Linked DNA regions of Homo sapiens: region 2 is linked to region 1. A link is an interaction called in ENCODE POLR2A ChIA-PET data of the cell type or tissue named here. Cell type or tissue: HepG2. All regions are shown on one strand. Links, peaks and the distances in the headings refer to the core of each region. The heading gives the core; the rest is flanking DNA.

Region 1 (8,547 bases), core at 2,301-7,300:
GTGACCAGGCCCCTTGTCTCTATTAGCTGAGCCCCCCAAGTCTGGGGTGAAAGAGAAGCGTAAGAAGGCAGCATCGTTCCAGACGGTGTCCCAGCTGCACAAGGTAAGGCCCCATCTGGGAGACAGACCCTCCCTCTTGGCAGCCTCCAGCCCCGTCCTTCACCCCCTGCCCTGTCCCCTGTGCCTTGGGCGGGCGGCTGTTAAGACTTGCAGTGATGTTTAACTCCTCTCCACGTGAACATCACAGCAAGTCTGTGCTGCTTCCCGTCCCTACGCTGCCTGGGCAGGGTTTGTGGGGAAGGGGTGGGAGCCCTGGGGCTCTGGGAGGGACGGGGATTTGGCAGGGAAGTGAAGACTTTGGTGGTGGTGATGGGAGACAGCGAAGGGTCTCCCATCACCAGAATGAGAGTGAAAGAGCAAAAGTGCAGGGCACTTAGGGCCCTGCTCCCGTCTCGGTCCTGACCACTGCGGCATCCAATTCTGGTTCTCTGCCCCCTTTGTGCCTTTCCCTCACTCTTCCCCACTGCCAGGAGAACCTCAACAAGCTGATGACCAACCTGCGGGCCACACAGCCCCACTTCGTCCGCTGCATTGTCCCCAACGAGAACAAAACCCCAGGTAGTCACCCAGGGCTGGCCTGGCTGGGGCCGGGAGGCATCATGGGAAGGTGACAGGGCAGAGGCCGGGAGGCTGAGTACATCTTCCCCCTCACCTCGCAGGGTCTCCACTGCTGCTTTTTCTCTGGGGCCTGCGGGTGTGCCTGTTGACCTCTGACCTTTTCCCCTCTCACGTCCAGGGGTCATGGATGCCTTCTTGGTGCTACACCAGCTGCGCTGCAATGGGGTCCTGGAGGGGATCCGGATCTGCCGCCAAGGGTTCCCCAACAGGTTGCTCTACACCGACTTCCGGCAGCGGTGGGTGACCCCTTCCCCCTGCCTGCTGCTCCAGGTGGAGGCCTGAGGGGCTGGGCAGGACACACATATCAGAGCCCAACAGACGGTCCCCTGTCTGGAGGGGGAAGCAGGGACTGTGAGGGGCCTGGCCAGGTATCCCAGCAAGACATGGGGGTGGCTCAGACCTGGCCGGGGACTTGGGGAGAAGTGAATAGGCTTGGGGCAAATAGTGGAGGTGGAGCCTACAGGCCTCGCTGATAAGCTGGACATGGAATTCTGGATGCAGAAAAGACGAATGATTTCTAGTTTTGGGAGTGAGCAACCTGGGAGCTACCAGTGGTAGATTTACTGAGCTACAAAAACAGGGTTTTTTGATTTGGAGGAGAGGTGAAGGGATACTGGTTTGAGCTCTGTTTTGCGTGTATCAGGTTTGAAATGCCTCCAGCAGACATCCTAGAAAAGTCATGGGGGAGATTGGGATTATCAATCTGGAGCTCAGGGCAGCGGGCAGAAAGGATGCAGATTTGGGAGTTGAACGAGAATCATGTGGACGAGGCTTCATGAGACACCTGGCACATAGCAAGCACCTGGGCAGTGCTGCCAGCTCCTCCCCGTTCCCTCAATGGGCAACAAGCATCCATCGTTCCTTCTCCCTCCAGAAGTCATGGTGTCATCCACACTATCCTTTGTAAACAGAGGTTCACACAGATACCATACACGCACACACACGCATGGTGCTGTGACCTTGTTTTTTCTAACAGTCTGGCCTGGAGATCGTTCCTTATCCCCAGGCGTATGCCTGCCATCGTCATCCGTTTTTCTTGGCTGTGAAACATCTCACAGTCTGGTGGACTGCATGCTTTGTTTAATGAGTCCCCCTCATGAGGGGCCTTCACAGCGTGGCTGTAGCCCACCTGACCCACACAGCCCTGTGCATGTGTCCACTTAGAAGTGGGCAGGCTGGGAGCCCTGGCTCTTTTGCATTAGAATTTCCCCCCAAATGGGCTGGGCGCGGTGGCTAACGCCTGTAATCCCAGCACTTTGGGAGGCCGAGGCAGGCGGATCACGAGGTCAGGAGATCGAGACCATCCTGGCTAACACGGTGAAACCCCATCTCTACTAAAAATATAAAAAAATTAGCCGGGCGTGGTGGCGGGAGCCTGTAGTCCCAGCTACTCGGGAGGCTGAGGCAGGAGAATGGCCTGAACCCGGGAGGCAGAGCTTGCAGTGAGCAGAGATCGTGCCACTGCACTCCAGCCTGGGCGACAGAGCGAGACTCCGTCTCAAAAAAAAAAAAAAAAAAGAATTTTCCCCCAAATGTTTCTTCAGTGATAGGGTACAGCATGTCACCTTCTACTAATATTTTTTGCCTTTAAAAAAATTTTAAAAATAGTGCATGCCTTCTGTAAAAAGCCTCTTTAAAAACTTAATGAATGCATTTAAAATCCCCCCAAGGTTGTGTTTTTTTTTTTTTTTTTGAGACGGAGTCTTGCTCTGTCACCCAGGCTGGAGTGCAGTGGCAGGATCTTGGCTCACTGCAACCTCTGCCTTCTGAGGTTCAAGCGATTCTGCAATTCTTCTGCCTCAGCCTCCCGAGTAGCTGGGATTACAGGCGCCCGCCACCATGCCCCACTAATTTTTGTGTTTTTAGTAGAGATAGGGTTTCACCATGTTGCCCACGCTGGTCTTGAACTCCTGGGCTCAAGCAATCCACCCGCCTTGGCTTCCCAAAGTGTTGTGATTATGGGCGTGAGCCACCGCACCCAGCCAACCCCCCAGGGATTTTAAGTGGAGTGTCCCTAGTGTCCCAGTGTGGTGACGCATCCCTGGCCCCCTTGTTTGGCATGTGCCCTGCTGGAACCTCTGCACCAGCCTCGGAGAGGCCCAGGAACGAGTCCCCTGCTACCCACACGAGCCTCCTCAGTCCCTGACTTCCCCATTCTCAGTGGCCTGTGCCCCATACCCAGCCCTCTCCTGACCAGCTCTGCCCTCCTTTCCCAGGTACCGTATCCTGAACCCCAGTGCCATCCCGGATGACACCTTCATGGACAGCAGGAAGGCCACAGAGAAACTGCTGGGCTCGCTGGACTTGGATCACACCCAGTACCAGTTTGGCCACACCAAGGTCGGGGCACTGTGGGATCAGGGCTGGCCATGGCTGTGGCGGTCACACTGGGCAGGGTTCATGCGGATGGTTGGGGGTTACCCTGGCTGTCTACCTCTCCGCCCCCAGGTGTTCTTCAAGGCTGGGCTTCTAGGCGTCCTGGAAGAGCTCCGTGACCAGCGCCTGGCCAAGGTGCTGACGCTGCTGCAGGCGCGGAGCCGTGGCCGCCTCATGCGCCTTGAGTACCAGCGCCTGCTGGGAGGCAGGTGGGTGTGGGAAGGAGGCTGGGGACAGGGTGTGTCCCCTGCCTCTCAGCTCCCAGACCCACTGGCTCTCCCAACCCTAACATGCTGCCCTGTAGTCAGATCAGCCCCTGTGGCTGGTTGGGGCAAGGTTCTGTTCTGTGTCCCCCAGCCTCCATTTCCCCACCTCAAAAAACGGGGTACGGCACTTGCCTCTCCATTTCAGGACATCAGCGTGTGGCCCGGAGGGGTAGCGATGGCACCCAGTGTCTTCCAAGACTCTTGCGGGCCGGGCCCCAGGCAAGATACTTTCTCTGCATTATCCTGGTTAAAGCGCTGACGGTCCTGAGAAACAGGCGCTGTGATGGCCTCCACTCAGCAGAAGGGTGCCCGTGTCAGAGATCCAGAGCTAGCTGGCACGTCAGCCCAGGCCGCTGACTCCAGAGCCCCGTGGCTTAACAGCCCTGGTGTCTTCCGGGAATTGCAGAGGCCACCAGGACATGGGGGGCTCATGAGCCCCTTCACTGGAGGCAGGCCTGTGGGACTGTGGGCCTCCCCTCACCCTCACCTATAAAGCAGAGCTATTAGGAGCTACTCCATGAGGCTGCTGGGAAGGCAAAACAAGTGAACTGTGCTGAGTGTCACCATTTGTGACGGGCAGCACTGAGCCACCTTCACAGCTTGGCTGCCCCTCCCTAGGGATGCGCTGTTCACCATCCAGTGGAACATCCGTGCCTTCAATGCCGTCAAGAACTGGTCATGGATGAAGCTCTTTTTCAAGATGAAGCCGCTGCTGCGCTCGGCGCAGGCTGAGGAGGAGCTGGCGGCCCTGCGGGCAGAGCTGCGGGGGTTGCGAGGGGCGCTGGCTGCGGCCGAGGCCAAGCGCCAGGAACTGGAGGAGACGCACGTCAGCATCACCCAGGAGAAGAATGACCTGGCCCTGCAGCTGCAGGCTGTGAGTCAGGGTTCCCCTTGTGACCGGGCGTCCCCAGCCCCGAGTACCCCTGGCTGCTCTGAGGGATAGTACAGCGAGACCCATGGGGCTCAGGCCTTATGTCTCTCTGTTCCAAAGATGCCATGAGATGAGGCCTCCATGTCCCAGCCTCACCACCCCAAGGCCTCGTCTGGCACGTTTCCTGGCACTCTCCCCTCGTGCCACCTTGGCCTCCCGCTAAAGCAGAGGAACCCCAGCTCCCCAGCTCTCCCCTCCCTGCAATCCCTGAAACCAAACAGACCCATGCTCTCTTCTCTGGTTAAGGGCCATGGGAACCCAGGTGGCAGGTAACAGGGTGATAGCCAGAGAGCACAGATCAAAGGTCTGGAATCTCCCCAGGTCCACAGAGCAAGCTTTCCTGCCTTCGGCACATGGCTTTGTGTATCAATTGTGTGCCAGGCTCAGGCTAGTGCAGGAGGAACGTTGGTGGGAAGACAGAGATGGCCCTGTGGTCACAAAACTCACCTGCTAGTGCAGGAGACTGTGACGCAGCTGGACAGTAAGGAAATGGGGGGTAAGGATACCTGAGCCCTTCCAGGGACTGCCTCCAGGAGCCCGTCCGTGGCTGTGCAGAGGCTGCTGCTGCTCACCCTGCCCCTCGGAAGGCCTCAGCCCAACAGCGGGGCAGTGAGCAGCGGGCTTCCCTCTCAGAACCCTTGTTTGGGCCTCACTCTGGGCCGCCCCGCACTTCTAACTTTCCCCTCTTAATGCTCTGGTGTGTCCCTCTGCGCTATTGCCCTTCCATGCCCAAGAGCGAGTCAAGACATTCCTGAGTTCTCAGAGCACAGCCAAACTTTGCTACAGAGGCAGTTTCCTCTCCAGGGCCTGGCCTGGTGTCTCTCTGCTGGTTTACCTGGCCCTCCCCCAACCTGGCCCCGTTCCGTGTGCCCTCCAGGAGCAGGACAACCTGGCAGATGCCGAGGAGCGCTGCCACTTGCTGATCAAGTCCAAGGTGCAGCTGGAGGGGAAGGTGAAGGAGCTGAGTGAGCGGCTGGAGGATGAGGAGGAGGTGAACGCTGACCTGGCCGCCCGCCGGCGCAAGCTGGAGGACGAGTGCACGGAGCTCAAGAAGGACATTGATGACCTGGAGCTGACACTGGCCAAAGCTGAGAAGGAGAAGCAAGCCACTGAGAACAAGGTGTGGGCCGGGCCAGCTGTGGGGAAGGGCCCTGAGCCAGGGGCCAGCTTTGGGGCCAGGTGGCTGCAGGTCCCACCCCGGCTCTGCTAAGCCTCTGCTTTCTGGCCCTGGGCATGTCACTGCCTTTCCTGGGCCTCAGTTTCTTTATCTGTCAAGTGGGGTTAGCAGCACTTACCCCATTAGGGTAGGTGGTGATGTGTGTAATTGGCCTTTACTGAGCACACGCTCCTAGGCCTTGCACACGGTAGGTGTTTAGCACATGCTGGCAATCCTCATCCATCCCGGAGTGCAAGCCCCTTGAGGGCAGGAACTCCATGTCCCCAGCTCGGCATCCCGCAGGTGACTTCTGCCCTTGAGCCCTCGTGATGGCCCCTGTGGTTCCCAGTGCTGGAGGAGGGACTCCATTACACAGGAGGGAAAGTGAGGCAGGGGTAGGCAGCTTAGGTTCTCACAGGTGCTCACTGAGGAAGCCGGGACTAGGAGGCAGCTGCCCTGAGCACATGCTAATACTGCACATGGCTGGCATCTGTGGATTTCTCACCAGGCCAGGTGTGGTGCTGAGCACTGCGGGTGCATCCACTCGTGAATCCTCATTACAACCCCATGAGGAGGGTCCTTCCCTCAGGCAGAAGCGGTGGAGGCTCGGAGTCAAGTGACTTGCCTGAGTCCCATAGCTGGAAGGGGCACTTGCTCTGACCTGGTGTGGTGTGGTGGCCGCTCAGAGTGCGGGGAAGGGCGTCCCCATTCTGGCCCTGGCCCTGGCACAGGTGAAGAACCTGACGGAAGAGATGGCTGCGCTGGACGAGTCAGTGGCCCGGCTGACCAAGGAGAAGAAGGCGTTGCAGGAGGCCCACCAACAGGCCCTGGGTGACCTGCAGGCCGAGGAGGACCGTGTGAGCGCGCTGACCAAGGCCAAGCTCCGGCTGGAGCAACAGGTGGAGGACGTGAGTCAGGGCCACCCCGAGACTGGGTGGCGGGGCCGGGGTGCCGGCTGGCTTGGGCCATGGCTGACCCCTGCTGTGCCTGCTCTGCAGCTGGAATGCTCCCTGGAGCAGGAGAAGAAGCTGCGCATGGACACGGAGCGGGCCAAGCGCAAGCTGGAGGGTGACCTGAAGCTGACGCAGGAGTCGGTGGCTGATGCTGCTCAAGACAAGCAGCAGCTGGAGGAGAAGCTCAAGAAGTAGGTGTGGTGGGGCAGCAGGTGGGGGCCTTCTGAGCCTGCACCTGGCCCTTGTTCCCTTCTGGATTCTTGTGGTTCCTGCGGCATTGCAGAGGTTAAGGGTGGGGGTTGACAGATGGGGCACTGGGGTGCAGGGGTAGTGTCTTGCCCTCCCTGTACTGAGGGCCCTAGCCAGGGTCCAGGGCTGAGGCCTCAGGGCCCAGTGCAGCAGGTGCATGGGGTGAGGTCCCTCAGGGCCTGAAGGGGACTGGGGGGCGTTATGGGGTCCCAGGCGGGTGGGTGGGAGTTAAGGCCTGTGCTGGCCACCCACTCTGTGGCTCCCAGGAAGGACTCCGAGCTGAGCCAGCTGAGCCTGCGGGTGGAAGACGAGCAGCTCTTGGGGGCCCAGATGCAGAAGAAGATCAAGGAGCTGCAGGTGCGTGGGGATCGGGTGGGTGAGGCCTGGGGTCAGAGGCCCACAGAGGTGACAGCTGCCCCACGTGCCCACCCCAGGCTCGGGCGGAGGAGCTGGAAGAGGAGCTGGAGGCAGAGCGGGCAGCCCGGGCCCGCGTGGAGAAGCAGCGTGCAGAGGCGGCGCGGGAGCTGGAGGAGCTGAGCGAGCGGCTGGAGGAGGCAGGCGGCGCATCCGCGGGGCAGCGCGAGGGCTGCCGCAAGCGGGAGGCGGAGCTGGGGAGGCTGCGGCGGGAGCTGGAGGAGGCGGCGCTGCGGCACGAGGCCACAGTGGCGGCACTGCGGCGCAAGCAGGCGGAGGGCGCGGCGGAGCTGGGGGAGCAGGTGGACAGCCTGCAGCGGGTGCGGCAGAAGCTGGAGAAGGAGAAGAGTGAGCTGCGCATGGAGGTGGACGACCTGGCTGCCAACGTGGAGACTCTGACCCGCGCCAAGGTGTCCGTGCCTTCCTCACCCCATACCCACCCTGACTTTAAACCAATCCCGATCCCAGCAGCCAATACTGTTCCCACACCAGCCTCCACCCAGTACCTTATCCTGAGCCCTGACCTCTTCACCTGGTACACAACCCTCATTTCTCAGCCTCCTACCAGTCCTGACCTTAAGCCGTGACTCCCAAGCCCTGTTCCCTGACTCCAGGTCATTTCTGATCCAGCATCTACTTCCAGCCTCAGACCCTTGAACCAGCAGTAGTTGTGACCCTAGCCCTTGACTCCTGAACTCTGACTTAATACCTGTCCTCTCTTCCTGTCCTGAACCCCAGCACCCTAGCCTTAACCCCTGACCTTTCTACCACATAATCCTGACAGCTGACCTCTGACCATTGTCCCCAGGTGACTCCGCAGCTACCATCCCAACTCTCACCCTGACCCACTGCCCTGGGACTGGCCCAGCCCTGTCAGTTCTGACACCTGTTAAGCCCAGCAGTAGAATCTCTTTCCCTGACTTTGAACTTGGGGCTCTGCTCTCCCTTTGATTCCTGGGCCCACATCTAGCTTACCAGTCTCTGATCCCAGATCCTGCCATCTGATGCACAAACTTGTTCTGACATCTAACTCCTGACCCCTGACTCCCAACCTGGGATCCTAGGCCAGTGCAGAGAAGCTGTGCCGGACCTATGAGGATCAGCTAAGCGAGGCCAAGATCAAGGTGGAGGAGCTGCAGCGGCAGCTGGCGGACGCAAGCACGCAGCGTGGGCGACTACAGACGGAAAGCGGTGAGGCTGGGGCTCAGCTGGCCACACCAGGCAGGGCTTTGGTGCAGCCCTCACCAGCCTGACCTGTCCGCTCGCCTCTTTGCCTGCAGGGGAGCTGAGTCGCCTGCTAGAGGAGAAGGAGTGTCTGATCAGTCAGCTGAGCCGTGGAAAGGCCCTGGCCGCCCAAAGCCTGGAAGAGTTGCGGCGCCAGCTAGAGGAGGAAAGCAAGGTGGGCTGGCACCGGTGACCATGGAGTGGGCAGGTGGGCACCAGAGCCACTGGGCTGCACTAACGCTGAGGTCACTGGTGTCCCTGCAGGCCAAGAGTGCCCTGGCCCACGCCGTGCAGGCTCTG
Region 2 (8,547 bases), core at 2,311-7,310, 92 kb after region 1:
GCTAAAAGGAGAAATAAGGAAATCCATAATCATAATGGGAGATTTTACACATCTCTTTCAAAAACTGATATATGCAGACAAAAATTAGTGAGAATACAGAATATTTTAACACAATTAAACAAAATGGACACACCTCGAGCAGTATATCTAGTAAATGCACTCTACATGTCCTTTACAAATACAAATAGAACATTTGCAAAATGACCAGCTGCTAGGCCATACTGCAAATGTCAATACATTTAAATGAACTGAAATACAGACTATGTTCCACATCAGAAAGATAGTTATAAAATCCCCATGTTTGGAAAATAATATACTTCTCAAAAATGCATGGGTCAAAGAAGAAATCGAAGTGGATATATGAAAATATCCTGAAAGATAATGAAAATACTACACATCCAAACTGATGAGGTACAACTAAAGCCATGCTTACTGACCATTATAACCCTGATACCAAAACCTGTCAAAAGGAAAACTGCAGGCCAGTTTCACTAACGACGATGTAAGGGAAAAACCACAATTCAAAAATTGAATTAAATTTAAAATTTGTATCAGAAATTAAAAGTTGGTTTAATATTTGAAAATTTTATTCAATGCAATTCACCACATTGATAACATAAAGGAGAATAATTATTTGATAACATAAAGGAGAATAATGATATGAATACCTCAATTGATACAGAAAAAGCATTTGATAAAATTTAACATCCATTCATGATAAACTCAAATAAAAAAATGAATTTCTAGTAACAGGTATCCACAGAAAACCCACTGCAAACATCATACTTAATGGCAAAATGTTTAAGGTTTTTTCCCTCTTAGATCAGGAACATGCTACTTCTATTCATCATACTGGAGGTCTCAGGCAGCAGAGTAAGGCAAGATATATAGAAGACATAAGATTGGTAAGGGTAAGATAAAAGATTCATTTGCAGATGATATAATATTCACAGATGACTGTACAGTATACAATCCAAAAGAACCTAAATGTAAATTATCAACTATTACAGCAATATACATGAATAATATAAAAATCTATCTTATTTTTATATTACAGCTACAATTTTTAAATGCAGTTTTAAAAACACTACTTACAATACCACTTTTAAAAACGCTAAGGAATAAATCTAACAAAGTTATGCAAGACGGCTACATAGAAAACTGTAACACACTCTTGGCTGGGCACAGTGGTTCACACTTGTAATCCCAGCACTTTGGGAGGCTAAGGTGGGCAGATCACCTGAGATCAAGAGTTTGAGTCTAGCCTGACCAACATGGTGAAACCCCATCTCTACTAAAAATACCAAAAAAAAAAAAATTAGCTGGGCGTGATGGTGGGCGCCTGTAATCCCAGCTACTAGGGGAGGCTGAGGCAGGAGAATCGCTTGAACCTGGGAGGCGGAGGTTGCAGAAAGCTGAGATGGTGCCACTGCACTACAATCTGGGAGACAGAGCGAGACTCCATCTCAAAAAAAAAAAAAATTACAGGAAAATAACTTCCAATTTATACTTCTATACCCAGTCAAACTAAATATATGTGTCAGAATAAGACATTTTCTGATCTGCAAGCTTTAAAAAAAAAAAAAAAGTTACCTCCCATGTACTCTTTCTTGGGAGGCTACCAGAGAGTGTGCCCCAGGAAAAAGGAAGACAATTGAGGAAACAAGGTCTAAAACATGAGAAAAGAAAGAAAAATGCTCTGGATTTGGTGAAGAGAAGTCCCAAGAACTCAGCTGTATAGCAGACCTAGTAAGCAGCTAAACTAAACTGCTAAACTGCTAAACTGCAGTAGGGGAATGAAGGGCTTCAAATGATTTCTTTAAAAAAAAAAAAAAGTTTTAGAATTTAGGAACAAATTATAAGTATACAGAAAGCAGGCCGGGCGCGGTGGCTCACACCTGTAATCCCAGCACTTTGGGAGGCCGAGGTGGGTGGATTACCTGAGGTCAGGAGTTCGAGACCAGCCTGGCCAACATAGTGAAACCCCATCTCTACTAAAAATACAAAAAAATTAGCCAGACTTGGTGGCGGGCACCTGTAATCCCAGCTACTCGGGGGGCATAGGTTGCAGGGAGCCGAGATTGCGCCATTCCACTCCAGCCGGGCAACAGTGCGAGACTCCGTCCCAAAAAAAAAAAAGGTATACACAAGGCAAAACAATTTAAAAGGATGCATTATACCTGACTTCACCACCATGCGATACACCAATGTAGCAAAATTTCACTTGTACCCCATTAATACAAATTTAAAAACAGTAAAATAAATTAAAGGATGCACTATTATGCTAATGAAAGTCAAAAGGGTATATGTATATATGTGTGTATATATGTATATATGTGTATATATGTATATATCTATATATGTATATACGTATATATGTGTATATATGTATATATGTATATGTATATATGTTTATATGCATATATGTGTATATGTATATATGTTTATATGCATATATGTGTATATGTATATATGTTTATATGCATATATGTGTATATGTATGTATGTTTATATGCATATATGTGTATATGTATATATGTTTATATGCATATATGTGTATATGTATATATGTTTATATGCATATATGTGTATATGTATATATGTTTATATGCATATATATGTATATGTATATATATACAGGGTATATGTATATTTATCCTTCAATTTAAAAAATGGAAGAGGACTGTTTTTAACACTACAAAAAAATTATATAAAACAAATATAATTGTACAATATATGGCCCTGCTGTAAATAATAATGCTAACATCATAATGTAAATACTTAACAACAGCCAAAGCTGTGATATAACTACATTGGTAGACTAGTGGAGACGAGTAAGAAGGAATCGAATGTGTGAATTAAATCCTAGTCTTTCAAGAGCGAAGAAAATAGATAGTATCTAAAAGTGAAAAGAAACAGCTTTATAACCATGTTATTTAGAAATACTGGCTCTCCTGTTTCCTGGATCCTTCTCTTGCAAAAGAAATAGCTAAGTATGGACACTGAACAGCATTAGGAGTATGGAACTTAGAGGTGCAAAGCAGGCAGGGCACTGCTGTTTTTTTGTTACAAGCTCCATGATACGCAGAGATCTAATCACAGTCCAAATATTTGACTTCACAAGCAATTTCTTTACTATTTATACATTGTCTTACAAGGCATGTACTCTCATTTAAAAATAATAATTTGGGGCTGGGCACAGCGGCTTACACTCATATCCTAGCACTTGGGAGGCCAAGGTAGGCCCATTGCTTGATCCCAGGAGTTTAAGACCAGCCTGGGCAACATGGCAGAACCTTATCTCTACAAAAAAATACAAAAATGAGCTGCGTATGGTGGCATGCGCCTATAGTCCCAGATACTCGGGAGGCTGAGGTGGGAGGATTGCTTGAGCCCAGGAGGCGGAGGTTTCAGTAGTTTTTTTTCACCACTACACTCCAGCCTGGGCAACAGAGCAAGACCCTGTCTAAAAAAAAAAAAAAAAATCATTAGAATTTTGTTTTCCTTGTGAACAGCTCAGCACTGTGACAAAAGTGCCACCATTCAGTCATCTTCCCAGTTGAATTACTGGCAGGTATCACATGGGTTTTCTCTTGAAGTACTTGTGGTTTAACAGTTTACAGCAGTGATAATCTCTTACATCATACCCTCTAAACTGTCAACCTGTTTAGCAAATATGACATTTCTAGACATTTACAGTTTCCACTGATTTTATTGTTTTTAAAAATAACTAAAGGCTAAATTCCATGAAGATAACTGTGCATCTTATTTGTTTCTTTAATCCTAAATGTAAGACATCTAATGCCTCAAAATACCACACTAAATGCAAGGGTCTCGCGCAATCTCACTGCAACCTCCGTCTCCTGGGCTCAAGTGATCCTCCCACCTCAGCCCTGCCCCCTTCCCCCTCCCAGCCCCCCACACCACCACCACTGCCACCAAGTAGCTGGGATTACAGGCACGCACCACCACGCCCGGATAATTTTTTGTATTTTTAGTAAAGATGGAGTTTCACCCATCTTGCCCAGGTTGGTCTTGAACTCCTGAGCTTAAAGAATCCGTCTAGCTCGGCCTCCCAAAGTGCTAGAATTACAGGTGTGAGCCACCGCACCCAGCCTAAATAGATATCTTAAAGGATAATAAAGATAAAATACCTTGTTGGGTTATTCTGACAATACATGTTAACCACTGAATACTTTTGTGTCCTTTAATGGGGTATGATTCAGTAAAATTAGGAGCAAATTTAAGGGCTTGTGAATACGAAAACTTCCCATTGAAATGAATGGCATATGTGTGTGTGTGTGTGTGTGTGTGTGTGTGTGTGTGTGTGTGTGTATGTGTGTGTATATATATATGTGTATATATATGTGTGTGTGTGTATATATGTGTGTGTGTGTGTGTGTGTGTGTGTGTGTGTGTGTGTGTGTGTGTGTGTATATATATATGAATAAGACTTTATCCTAATCAGGAGTTTTTCAGTATCAAATTACCTTTGAAAAGCCAGGTAAGATTTGTTTGACTTAAATGCCTAGGTTTCATAAATACTAATGGTTAGAATGAGGCTAAAACAAGTAGTGCCTAATGAAATTTTTTTTAAAAGTTAGTGAATCTGGCTGGGCACGGCGACTCACATCTGTAATCCCAGCACTTTGGGAGGCTGAGGTGGGTGGATCAAGAGATCAAGAGTTTGAGACCAGCCTAGCCAGCATGGTGAAACCCTGTCTTTACTAAAAATACAAAAAGTAGCCGGGCATGGTGGCACATGCCTATAGTCCCAGCTACTCAGGAGGCTGAGGCAGGGGAATCGCTTGAACCCGGGAAGCGGAGGTTGCAGTGAGCCGAGACTGTGCACTGCACTCCAGCCTGGGCAACAGCACGAGACTCCATCTCACAAAAAAAAGAAGTCAGCCAGGCGCAGTGGCTCACACCTGTAATCCCAGCACCTTGGGAGGCCGAGGTGGGCGGATCATGAGGTCAGGAGATCGAGACCATCCTGGCTAACACGGTGAAACCCCGTCTCTACTAAAAATACAAAAAAAAAAAAAAAATTAGCCAGGCGTGGTGGCGGGCACCTGTAGTCCCAGCTACTCGGGAGGCTGAGGCAGGAGAATGGCATGAACCTGGGAGGCGGAGCTTGCAGTGAGCTGAGATTGCACCATTGCCCTCCAGCCTGGGCAACAGAGCGAGACTCCATCTCAAAAAAAAAAAAAAAGTCAGTGAATCTAAAGAAAAAATATAAAGTAAGGAACACTCAGGGGCATTTAGATATGCCAATAATCATAAAGGAAGCAACGACTGCCATGTGGGAAATATAACAGCATCCCACAACCCAGTCTGTCACCAGATTGCCAAACTGAAGGGCATCCAGGGATGGCGGGTCATGACCTGTAATGTGAGCTGCACTATCCTAGAGCCCAGCGTTTACTCAGTCTATCCTTTCCTTCAACTCGTACTGATCATTTGGGGCCTTGTACGCCCATGGTAAGGAATCCAGAATTGATTCTATCAACTGCAATGAGATGAGGCTGGAGAGTTTTAAGCAAAGGATTTATAAGATCTGATTTGCATTAAGCATCAAATGTGCTGATGAATATGAAAAGGCTCAGTAAACTCCAAAGTATCACCCCAGCATATTTTATTGCCTTGACAGAGGGCAGAACAAAACGAAGGGAAGAAAATAAAGCAAACTAAAATCCAAGTAGAATTGACCCATTACAAATTATGTGGCCAGTAGTCATGACTCAGGCTTCCCTTATGCCCCATTTAGGGAGATGGAGAAGATCAGGTCTGATGGAAAAGGGAGAGGATTTTGGCTTTCGACATACTAAGTTTGAGATGCCCATTAGACATCAAAGTGGAAATGCTAGAAGGCAATTGGATATACCTACCCATCCAGAGCTAAAAGGAGAAACACGAATGGAAACAGAAACTTAGGATCCGTCAGCGTATAGAGCAGTTATTAATAACAATACAAGCTAATCTTTATAGCAGTAAGCTATGTACTTATAGCTGAGAAAGTATGTTTCAGTCACTATTTTAAGTGCTTTATATGTACAACTCACTTGGTCCTCACCACAACCTTGGAAGGTCAGGTCCTATGATACTTACTTTACAAATAAATAAACTGAGGCATAAACAGATTAAATAACTTGCCTAAAGACACATAGTAAGTAAATACCAGAGCTAGGTTTCAAACCTAGGTAATCTGACTCTGGAACTCTTTAAAGCCATGAGATTGCTTGGCAAGTACAGACAGAAATTAGACTGAGGACACAGTATTTCAATTTAAGCAATTTCCTGAATATCAAATGGCTGGCAAGGTTTCAGGCTCTGCAGATACAATGAAAAATAAGACACAGTCTCTTCAGGAAGCCCAGTCTAATTAACTACTAGCTGAGAGCAACTATTTACTAAACAACTATTCCTATATGCCACACTGGCTACGCTTTTAAAACATATTATTTCACTTAATCCTCCTAACAACTTTATGGGATAGATGTTATCATCACCTCTTTAGAAATAAGGAAACTGAAGTTAAGAGAGGTTAAATAACTTAATCTTGGTCACCCTGCTAGGATTCAATTCAGGTCCACCTTACTTTAAAATCTGATTTTTTTTTCCAAGGAAATTCCATCACATGCTATACCACAGATGATCCTTGAGGACATTATGTTAAGTAAAATAAGCCAGTCACAAAAAGACAAATACTGTATTACTATACTGGGGTTATCTAAAGTAGTCAAACTCACAAAAACAGAAAGGAGAAGAATGGTTACCAAGGACTGGGAGGGAGAAATGGGAAGTTGTTCAATGGTAGTTTCAGATTTGCAAGATGAAAAAGTTCTGGAAATCTGTTTCACAACAATGGGAATATACTTCACATTACTTAACTATACACCTTTTTTTTTTAAGATACAGGGTTTCACCATGTTGCCCAGGCTGGTCTCAAACTCCTGGGCTCAAACAATCCGCTCACCTCAGCTTCCCAAAGTGTTGGGATTACAGGTGTAAGCCACCACACTGGGCCTGACCTATACACTTATAAATGGTTAAGATGGTAAATTTTATGTTTACATATATATATTTATATATGTATATAGTTTGAGGCAGGGTCTCATTCTGTTGCCCAGGCTGCAGTGTAATGGTGTGATCATGGCTCACTGCAGCCTTGACTTGCCAGGCTCAAGCGATCTTCCCACCTCGGGTTCCTGAGCAGCTGGGACTACAGGCATGCATTTCCACACCTGGTTAATGTTTTTTTTTTTTTTTTTTGTAGTAGAGCTGGGGCTCCACCACACTGCCCAGGCTTGACTCAAACTGGCTCAGGTGATCATCCCATCTTGGTCTCCCAAAGTGCTGGGATTACACACATGAGCCAATGTACCTGGCCTATATTATATATTTGTTTACTACAATGAAAAAATTTTGGCTAGGCGCAGTGGCTCACACCTGTAATCCCAGCACTTTGGGAGGACAAGGCAGGGGGATCATGACGTCAGGAGTTGGAGACCAGCCTGACCGACATGGTGAAACCCCATCTCTACTAAAAATACAAAAAGTAGCCAGGTGTGGTGGCACACGACTGTAATCCCAGCTACTCAGGAGGCTGAGGCAGAATTGCTTGAATCCGGGAGACGGAGGATGCAGTGAACCGAGATTGCGCCACTGCACTCCAGTCTGGGCAACAGAGCGAGACTCCGTCTAAAAAATAAAAAATAAAAAATGTTTAAATCTGGTCTTTTCCTACTATACCACATGCCATAACAGTATAAAAATATGGGTAATCTGGGCAACAGAGCAAAACCCTGTCTCTACCAAAGATACAAAAATTAATGGGGTGTGGTGGCACACGCCTGTAGTCCCAGCTACTAGGGAGGCTAAGGTGGGAGGATCACTTGAGCCCAGGAAGTTGAGCTTGCCACTGCACTCCAGCCTGGGTGACAGAGCAAGATTCTGTCTCAAAAAAAAAAAAGGGTAAGCAAATAACTTATTCTGCAGGATGGGAGAGAGGAGCGGAAGGGCACAGCATGGAATAAATTAAAAAAAAAAAAAACTAAGAAAAGAAATATTTGAAAGATGAAGGTCCCCATTTTATCCTCACTATAGCTCCAGGCAGGGGGTCTCTACTTCAACTTCTGAAATAGCTCCCACACCTATATACAACCATCAGTTACCACAATAACCTGCCTTGCTTTTGTGGCTCCAGAATATTCCAGCAGCCTTGTATCTGGTGAGCTTTTTTTTTTTTTTTTTGAGATGAAGTCTCACTATGTCACCCAGGCTGGAGTGCAGTGGCGTGATCTCAGCTCACAACCTCCACCTCCCAGGTTCAAGCAATTCTCCTGCCTCAGCCTCCAGAGTAGCTGGGATTACAGGTGCTTACCACCACGCCCGGCTAATTTTTGTATTTTTAGTAGAGACGGGGCTTCGCCATGTTGGCCAGGCTGGTCTCAAACTCCTGACCTCAGATGATCCACCCGCCTCGACCTCCCAAAGCACTGGGATTACAGGAATGAGCCACTGTGCCCAGCCTCTGGTGGGCTTTTC

Evidence for each region. Peaks named below come from ENCODE experiments on the same cell type or tissue, not always from the same donor. Only the 100,000 strongest peaks of a DNase experiment are listed, where the experiment ranks them.
Region 2: POLR2A ChIA-PET joins it to region 1 with 6 read pairs; 6 of 35 experiments call an interaction of 5 or more read pairs at or near these places.

Annotation. Positions count from the first base shown.
Region 1 is chr20:34,990,208-34,998,754 of GRCh38, forward strand. It overlaps MYH7B (myosin heavy chain 7B), which reads left to right. Exons shown (of 45, transcript NM_020884.7): 22 at 27-103; 23 at 531-618; 24 at 797-914; 25 at 2,895-3,018; 26 at 3,127-3,263; 27 at 3,939-4,194; 28 at 5,129-5,371; 29 at 6,139-6,315; 30 at 6,406-6,551; 31 at 6,876-6,966; 32 at 7,044-7,433; 33 at 8,088-8,214; 34 at 8,304-8,422; 35 at 8,512-8,547. MIR499A (microRNA 499a) reads left to right here and starts at 169; the gene lies at 169-290. It overlaps MIR499B (microRNA 499b), which reads right to left and starts at 265; the gene lies at 193-265. In HepG2, for the core only: no CTCF peak of the experiment used is centred there; a DNase peak (open chromatin) is centred at 4,554.
Region 2 is chr20:35,082,142-35,090,688 of GRCh38, forward strand. The region is part of intron 1 of TRPC4AP (transient receptor potential cation channel subfamily C member 4 associated protein); the gene reads right to left. Among named protein-coding and RNA genes, the nearest start is that of TRPC4AP, 6.4 kb to the right of the region's middle. RefSeq lists an enhancer at 8,352-8,547. In HepG2, for the core only: no CTCF peak of the experiment used is centred there; no DNase peak of the experiment used is centred there.